Linked DNA regions of Homo sapiens: region 1 is linked to region 2. The links are chromatin contacts, found by Hi-C or POLR2A ChIA-PET in ENCODE. All regions are on one chromosome and are shown on one strand. The core of a region is the stretch at or near the end of the contact, and the rest is flanking DNA. Distances in the headings are between cores, read along the strand shown.

Region 1 (4,184 bases), core at 340-2,839, 610 kb before region 2:
CAAGCAAGAGCCAGGTGGCTTCTTATCAAAGAAAAGAGGATGTGGTCCCGACACCCAAGCAGTTAGTTCACTCCAGACTCAGTTCATTTTCCTCTATCAGACTATTCACACCGCCACTTCAAGCCAATAAATGAAACAGCTTGCATGAAATAAGCACTCAGATATTGGTCAGGCAAATAGAAATAAACGTGGGGGCGATTTGCATGGCGGTTGTTTCTGATCTGGGATAGCTCAGTGGGTAGGTGAGCTGTGAGCTCTCACAACACTTACTTTCACTGCCACGGAGATGAGGTTGGTGGCCTCAGGTTGGTGGCCAGGGACCTGAGCCCGAGACACCCCTGCATTTGATCCAACCAGGTCAGCTTTAGGGAGGAGCAGCCTTTCTAGAAACGACTGGTCTGCGAGATTTTCTGGAGGTTTCCGGCCATTTCCAAGGTATCCAAAGAGCTCTCTCAGCCCACCGACTGCCCCAGTATGTGAGAAGGGCGGCAGACAGGAGGCCCTGCCAAGTCTCTGGACGCTGTCAGTCTCCAGGAAGGCAGTGTTGGCGTATGCTTTGTACACCTGGGCCACGCAGCCTGAGCCCACAGGTTCCCGGTTCTCAAAAGAGAGGATGCTCCCCCAGTCATCCCCAAAAGCCTGCCGAAGGAAGCGCTCAGTGTGAGTCCACGGGTGGGGCGTCACTCGGACATGCAGCTTGGAAAATTGGGCACAGAAAGCCTCCGAAAACAGATCGCGCCGGGTGCTGGCCCACTGGCCCAGTTTGATGTAGGTTGGGCCTGAGGTCTCGGTGGCTTTCAGAAGCAGGTGGAGCCAGAGGGTGGAGACGCTGGGAGCCAGGTAGGTGAGGGGGTAGAGGAGTAGGAGGGGGAAGAATTTCACCAACAGAGCGCCGGCGCGAAGCCAGAGGCGGAGATGCAGGAAGACGCCGCCCAGAGGTCCCGCTCGGGGGAGGCTCTCCGCGGGCCCCGCGCCAGCCGCCCCGCTGCAGCGGACCCTTCGCCGACTCAGAACGTCAGGGGCCCCCTCACCCACGTCCCCGCACAGGGAGACGACCTTGGGCAAAGTGCCCAGCAGAAGCCAGCAGAGCCTGGCATCGCGAGGGCACTCGGAGGGCCTCAGGAGGCTGAGTCCCTGTCTGAGCTCGAAGCACCTCAGGTGCGACAGGCAAACCCTGACGGAGACGCGCCAGGGCGCCACCATCCTCCCGAGGCCCGCGGCCCAGGCGGCCCGCCCTCCACTTCAGAGGCGCCCGCTCAGGCGAGGCTGCGGTGAAGCCGAAGCCCGGCCCTGACCCCGCGGACGGAGCTGCCCATCTGGGCCGGATCCGCGCCCCGCTCCCTCCAGCACCTCGCCGGGCCTCAGGCCGGAGGCCCGCGCCCCGCCCGACACCCGCCGCGCCGCGCCGCGCCGCGCGGAAGGGGCTGTCAGACGGCACCAACTGCGGAACGGGAGGAGCCAGGACCCACGCGAAGCCAGGCCCCGGGCGCCCGCGACCTGAGCGAGGGGGCCGCGCGGGCGGAGGCAGGGGCCGGGCAGCCGCAGGGTCACCGTGCGCCCAGGGGCCAGTATGAGATCGCTGGGGTGGCGGGCACCAGCCCAGGGCGCGGGCGCAGGCGGGGGCCGGGAGGGCGGGGCGGAGCGTGGAGGGCGGGCGGAGCGTCGGGGGCGGAGCGTCGGGGGCGGGCGGGAGTGCAGGTGCAGGGAACCGAGGCACCGAGGGCTGTGGTGGAGCGGAGGGGCGCGGGAGATGGATGGGACGGGTTCGGCCACTAGGTTGAAACCGCCATTGCAAAATTATAACAGATAATGAAAGAGATCTGACCTAACCAACTCCATCTTGCTTCTAACCTCCAAGCTGTCCTTGTTCATTCCTGGGCGTTGGCTGAACTAACTTTGGGAGGAACTTAGTTTATACTTTATAGTTTAAAACAAAGATGATAACAGCCCTTTCTGAAAACAAACCTCCTTCTTGCCTGGGGAATAGACTGTCTTTGTAGGACTAACAAATTAACCAAAAGATTAGAAAGTATGATTTAGGAGTCAGGCAGCAAGGCTACAGTATTCTGACCCTCCCTAAACTGCTAATAAGATCAGTGCTCAAGATATTTTGCAGACCCTGCACTTGATGGATCAACTGACACCTACCAGATCGATAAACCAGGTCATCTGATCTTAGGCCCCCACTCCGGAACTAACTCAGCACAAGAGGACAGCTTCAGTTCCCTAAGATTTCACCTCCGACCCAACCAATCAGCACTCTCGACTCACTGGCCTTCCCCCACCCACCAAGTTGTCCTTAAAAACTCTGCCCAGTGTCCCGCGCAGCCTGATCTGTGTGAATTACTCCTTCTCTATTGCAATGCCCCTGTCTTGATAAATCGGCTCTGTCTAGGCAGCAGGCAAGGTGAACCCGCTGGGCTGTTACAGGGTGGCCGGTGGGGGCAGAGGGCTGGGTGCTGGGCGGTGAGGGTCGGAGGGAGCAGAGGGTCGGTGGCAGAGGCCCGGGCAGCCAGGGTCCCTTGACCCGCCCCTTAAAGAGGACGGCGACCCCAGGCCAAGACCACCCTGCCCTTGAGTCCTGGGTCCTGGGTAGCAAAACGCAAAGGCACCCTCTATGTCCCCCTCCCCATGTCTATCTTCCCACTGACTTCTTCGTATCTTTCATTATTCCAAAGAGCATGGCTGAAAAGTATGAAGGCAGGTTCTGAACACAGGTCCGCTTTTCAGCGGGGGTTGGGTAGGGGGGTGGTGTTGGATGGGGGTAACTGGGCTGCAGGAGTAGGAACTGGATGCTGTGTCCTCGGCTGCATTAATTCGGCAATTGTGTTGGACCTTGGGGAAAGGCTCCGGAAAGGCCATATTCATTCATTCAATAATACTCACTGAGCCCAATAAATATTTCTTGAGCCCAATCTCATATTTGTCGAGGCTCAATAATATGTACTGATCAAGCTAGGTCATGTGCTGGACCCTGGGAAAGCGGACACAAATATCCTGCCCTTACTGGCTGAATACGTAATGAGGGGGACCCAACATGGGAACATATAAATGTGCAATTTCAATTTTTTTTAAAAAAACACCCATGATAAGAAATCAAAATGTGCAGTTTCAAAGTGTGGCAAAGCCATGCAAGAAATGACCGGGCACGGTGGCTCACACCTGTAATCCCAGCACTTTGGGAGGCCGAGGCGGGGGGATCACTTGAGGTCAGGCATTCGAGACCAGCCTGGCCAATGTGGTAAAATCCCATCTCTACTAAAAATACAAAAATTAGCTGGGTGTGATGGTGCATGCCTGTAGTCCCAGATTATTCAGGAGGCTGAGGCAGGAGAATGGCTTGAACCCAGGAGGCAGAGGTTGCAGTGAGCCAGGATGGCACCACTGCACTCCAGCCTGGGCGACAGAGGGAGACTCTGTCAAAAAAAAAAAAAAAAAAAAGCCATGAAAAAAAAAAGATTACCAGAGGCACACATAGCATGCAACTACCCTGGAGAGGAAGGGAAGGCCAGAGAAAGCCTTAGAGGAGGGGGCCAAATAAAGCCCTAAACATAGGAAGGAGTTTGGTATGAGGTTTGGCAGGTGGGGATGTTGTATAACCTCGAAGAACCAAAGGGAAGTCAGGTGGCCCTGTGACCAAGGGGAGAGGGGTGGAGCTTGGAAATCAGCCCACAGAGCCATTGAAGGGTCCCATGGTACTGCTTCTACAACCATCTTCTCTGTCCTTTGAGATTTTTGCAGCTGCCTGCCTTGAGGGACCACAGTCACCTCTACATATAGACAGGCTTTATCCCCAAGTGAGAGGCTTCCACAGAAATCTGCCCAAGGGTGGGTCTGTGGGCATCATAAGTGGAAGGGGCGCTAAGGAAAGAGAAGCAAGAACAGGCCTATGCACCCGGTTCCCACTGCTGGAAGTGTGACAGCCATCCCTTAAGGAGGTTCCCAAACTGTGGGACCTAGGCTACAGACAGGAATGCGGGGGAGGGTGACCAGTGGCTCCTCTTGCCTTGATAACTAACAATCCACTCCCCAGAAGTCAAACCTACCACCACTAGCTTGCAATAGCACCAGCCATTAATTGCCCCCTTCCCTAACTTCCTCCTGATTTATTTACCCACTCAATCTAGGAGGAAAAAAAAAAAGATGTATAGAATATTCTTGTGTGTCTCTGATTCATCAAAGGG
Region 2 (4,039 bases), core at 7-2,506:
CCCCCCACAATCCTTCTGCCTCTCATCTTCCCTTTTCCATTTTCCTAATACCTCCTACTGCCTCCTCTCAACTACCCTTGTGTGTTTCTTCATCTTTCTCCGTGCTTATTCAAAAATATCCTGCCACACACACACACACAGGCTTCTCTTTTTGTTATTCAGACATTTAAAAAAATTAATTCTTGATCATTCAACTTGATTATTTAGACATTTCTGTACAGCCATCTTTTCTCGTTTACCACCACATCATGGCTGTCTGCCCCTCTACATCCGCACACGGAGCTCTAACGCATGCTTGTTAAACAGCCTTCGTAATAGTCTTTAAAGATCAACCACACTGTTCCCACGTAACCCTACCTCCCAGGTAGGGTTCCCCCAGTAACACTTTCACACATAACTTATTTACTGTTCCTTTTACTTCTGGAAGATTCCGAGAGGAAAGATTGCTGGGTCAAAGGTCACACGCGTTTTCAATTTTAATAGCTATTCCTGGATTACCTCCTCAAAGGGCTCTAACAACTCGCATTGCTCTCAGCGTGTGAGAGGGTCCTTTGCTCTGAAGGGTCTTCTAAAATATTTGTTCAATCGTTACTTAGCAGGGGCTGGGAGTAACGGATTTTATTTTATTTTATTTTATTTTTTGAGACGGAGTCTCGCTCTGTCGCCCAGGCTGGAGTGCAGTCGCGCAATCTCGGCTCACGGATTTGCTCTTTTAAAGGACATACCCTTTTATGTTTAAATGAAGGAACTCATTGATGCACCGAGGCGAAAGGAACCTTTAATTAAGTGCGTCTTCTATGCGGAGTGATCGCTTTTGTCACTTGTTCGAGGGGTGAGAGCTCCCGTCAGTTGTCCCTGTTTCTGTGAGCCGTCTACGAAGCCCGGGCTTGGCCTGGGCGACGCTGAGCGGCTTTAACCGGCGGCGTCCAGCCGGCTCCGCCAGCGCTGCCGCCGCCCTCGAGGCTCCCTCTGACTGAAGGCGCGCTGAGCATCGCGGCATTAGGGGCTCCTGGTCCCTCAAACATCCAGGGAAGCCATTTTCAGGGACTAGGTACTGACCCCCGCGAGCCGCCACAGCCACAGCCCGCGCTCCGGGCCGAACGCCCGAGCTCAAGAGCTCCCGAGCTTCCGTCGGGCGGCGGCCTCACAGCTGGGGGCCCTGAGGCGGAAGGCGCAGCCGCTCAGCTGCGGACCGGGGGCGTGGCGAGGGCGCACAGGTTCTGTTTTTCGCCGGCCCGGGGCCGCTTTCGGTTTCGTTTCCCGCCGGCGTCTCCACCCTGCGAGAGCCGCCCGCCAGCCAGCGTCCGCCGCCGTCCGCGTCGCGCCACCCGCGGTCCGACGGGAGCAGGCCCAGCGGCCATGGCCCAGGCCGGCGTCGTCGGTGAGGTCACCCAGGTGCTGTGCGCGGCCGGGGGCGCCCTGGAGTTGCCCGAGCTGCGGCGCCGCTTGCGGATGGGCTTGAGCGCCGACGCGCTGGAGCGGCTGCTGCGGCAGCGTGGGCGCTTCGTGGTGGCGGTGCGGGCGGGCGGCGCAGCCGCGGCCCCGGAGCGCGTGGTGCTGGCCGCCTCGCCGCTGCGCCTGTGTCGCGCGCACCAGGGCTCCAAGCCGGGCTGCGTGGGGCTCTGCGCGCAGCTCCACCTCTGCAGGTTCATGGTCTACGGCGCCTGCAAGTTCCTGAGAGCCGGGTAAGGCGCCGCGCCGGGAGCGACGGCGGGCGGAGGTCCTGCGCGCCCTCACGCACTTCCAGCCCGCTTGGGGGTCCTACTTGAAGTTTGAGCAGACAATTCGGTGGCTCTGCCCTGACCTCGCACCGTCATTCACTAAAGCGAGCGTTTAATGAGCACCTGCGGAGTACCTGGCACAGTGCGAGGGACTCAGGGTCGAGTGGGGTCCTCTAGACGCCTGGGGGGAGAGAGTGATTTACATAGAGCATGGTAGTGCCGGGTGGAACACCCGGGTGTGGCCGTGTGGGGTGGGGAGGGAGGGAGGCGGCGGCTTAGGGGAACTCCACGACGCCGCGGGTCGCCCCTTGCCAGCTTTGAGGCCAGACAATGAAGGTTTTCTCTGCCCAGCAGCTGGTAGAGATCTTTAAACCCAGTTCAACCCTATTAATCTGCTTACAAACTGGAAAATGCAGACTCCCTGCCATCGCCCACAAGGTCCTGGGGCACTGGTCCCTGCCCACCCAGGACCCTTCTGTGACTGGAACACCCCCCCCCCCCCGGGCATTTCTGGGAGCCTGGGCATTTCTGGGAGTCTTTGCTCTGCCTGGAATGCCCTTCTTGCTCTTGGTTGGCCCTATTTGTTAATCCTTCAGGCCTCAACCTAAAGATCACATCCCATTTGAGGATTTTTCCTCCCCTTACTCTTGGTCACAGGGAACTGTTTATTTTCCTCATGGCACCCAGCTGCCAGTAGAATAGAAACTCCCTGAGGGCAGAGGCTCCAGCTGTCTCCCCAGCACTTAGCGTCCATGTTCTGTGCATAGCATGTGGCCAGTGGGATGTGTGGAAGGGATTGCTGAGGTTTATGCTAAAGAATTTGGGCCTCACCCTGGAGGTGATGGGGCGGGTAAAATGGCAGGAGAGAGCAACCATCAGGTTTGCGTTTTAGGAAGTCTAAGGTAGTGGTGTGGGTGCCAATTTAAGGGAGGATGTTGTGGGGGAACCACTGGGAAGCTAGTCATCAAGGAGAATTCCTTCCTCCCCTGCTCCCTCCTTTCTTGCTTGCTCCCTGTTTTGTGTGTGTGTGTGTATGTTTGTCTTAATAGAGTAGATATTTCTTGCTCATGTCAGGCCCAGTAGTGAGCATGGGGTGGGGGCCTTGATCCATACAGTCATTCAGGGATGCAGGCTGACTGACCTCCGCTCTGTGCCCCTCAGCACATGGCTCTTGAGGCCAGCCTAGGTTATCAAGTTCGAGGGGGCTGATCGAAAAGAGGGATGCATGGGAGGTTTTTGTGGGCCAGGTCTAGAAGTGGTGGATTTCCTTTCACCCACATCCCATTGACCAGAAGCTGTCTCGTGACCCTGTCTAGATGCAGGGTGACTGGGAAATGCCTCTAGGAAGCAGCTGTCTGGAAGTATCTAGATTAGAGCTTTCCAAGGGCTATGTGTGTGAGAAATTTGGGATAGCTGGTGACGGTGTGATGAGAGGATATGTGAGAGGTGACGACTCTTCAGTCTCTGTTCCTGCGGTGGCCTGGGTGTTGTTCACTGAGAGAGCAAGAGAGGGTTTTAGTTTGGAAGCATGCCCAGGAGGCAGCTGTTCAGGTCAGAAGCTTGGGAGGAAGGCCAGGGCCCCAATGCGCTGGGCTGGTTTGGGAGATATTGGGCGGTGTATGTTGTAGTTGCAGCCCCAGGAGTGGATCAGATCTGAGGTAGCGTCTGAGGCCTGAAAAGAGGCTGAGGGTGGAACTCTGGGGAAATCAGCCTTCAGGGATGAGGCAGTCCAGGGGAGAGCAGGGAACAACAGCCCACGAGGAGGAAGGCACACAGCAAATGGTGGCTGGATAGAGCCACTCATGGGGGTAACTGGTAGATCTGTTTCATGTTCATATTTGGTAAAATAAAGATGGCAGCCCTGTTCTTAAGCTAGTTCCCAAAATGTGGGGTCAGGTCTGACTTGTCTCGGAAATCTGTAGTGTGATATTTACTGGCTCAGATGACCTTGAGTTTTCTTCTTTCTTCAGTTTTCTCTTTTCCTTGTGGTTTACACAGGTGAGTTTCTTGAACCTTCCATTTCTGACTCACTTTAGGGAGAGTGGGTGTGGTTGGCTGCACTTTTCTGCTTCCCCTGTGACTCTGCTTGTCTTCCTGAACCGCAGGGTCAGTTCTTTTAGAAATAGCTCATCAGTCCTGCTGCAGAGCTGGTACGGAGTCCTGGGTGCCTGACTCTTAGTCCTCTACTCAGGAGGCATTGAGCCTGGTGGTCTAGGGCACAGTCCCAAGATCCAGCCCACCTTGTTTCAACCTGGGCTCTGCTCCTTGCTAGCTGATGGCTTCGGGCAAGTGACTTTACCTCCAGGTCTCAGTTCCCT

What was found. Hi-C counts contacts between places; a loop is a spot of excess contacts on that map. ChIA-PET counts read pairs that join two places held with the same protein, here RNA polymerase II (POLR2A). Pooled maps may share reads with other maps.
Region 1: a loop to region 2 is called in a map of naive thymus-derived CD4-positive, alpha-beta T cell, with 4 times the contacts of the local background. The contact joins the promoter of ADCK2 here to the promoter of PARP12 in region 2. A Hi-C loop is called at or near these places in 1 of 168 maps with a recorded cell type or tissue (naive thymus-derived CD4-positive, alpha-beta T cell) and 7 of 50 pooled maps. POLR2A ChIA-PET finds 5 or more read pairs at or near these places in 1 of 52 experiments (activated B cell).

The regions. Positions count from the first base shown.
Region 1 is chr7:140,670,350-140,674,533 of GRCh38, reverse strand. ADCK2 (aarF domain containing kinase 2) reads right to left here and starts at 1,589. Exons shown (of 8, transcript NM_052853.4): 1 at 271-1,589. The coding sequence starts at 1,203. RefSeq lists a silencer at 1,195-1,654.
Region 2 is chr7:140,060,168-140,064,206 of GRCh38, reverse strand. PARP12 (poly(ADP-ribose) polymerase family member 12) reads left to right here and starts at 1,256. Exons shown (of 12, transcript NM_022750.4): 1 at 1,256-1,685. The coding sequence starts at 1,360. RefSeq lists an enhancer at 1,109-1,318 and a silencer at 1,329-1,648.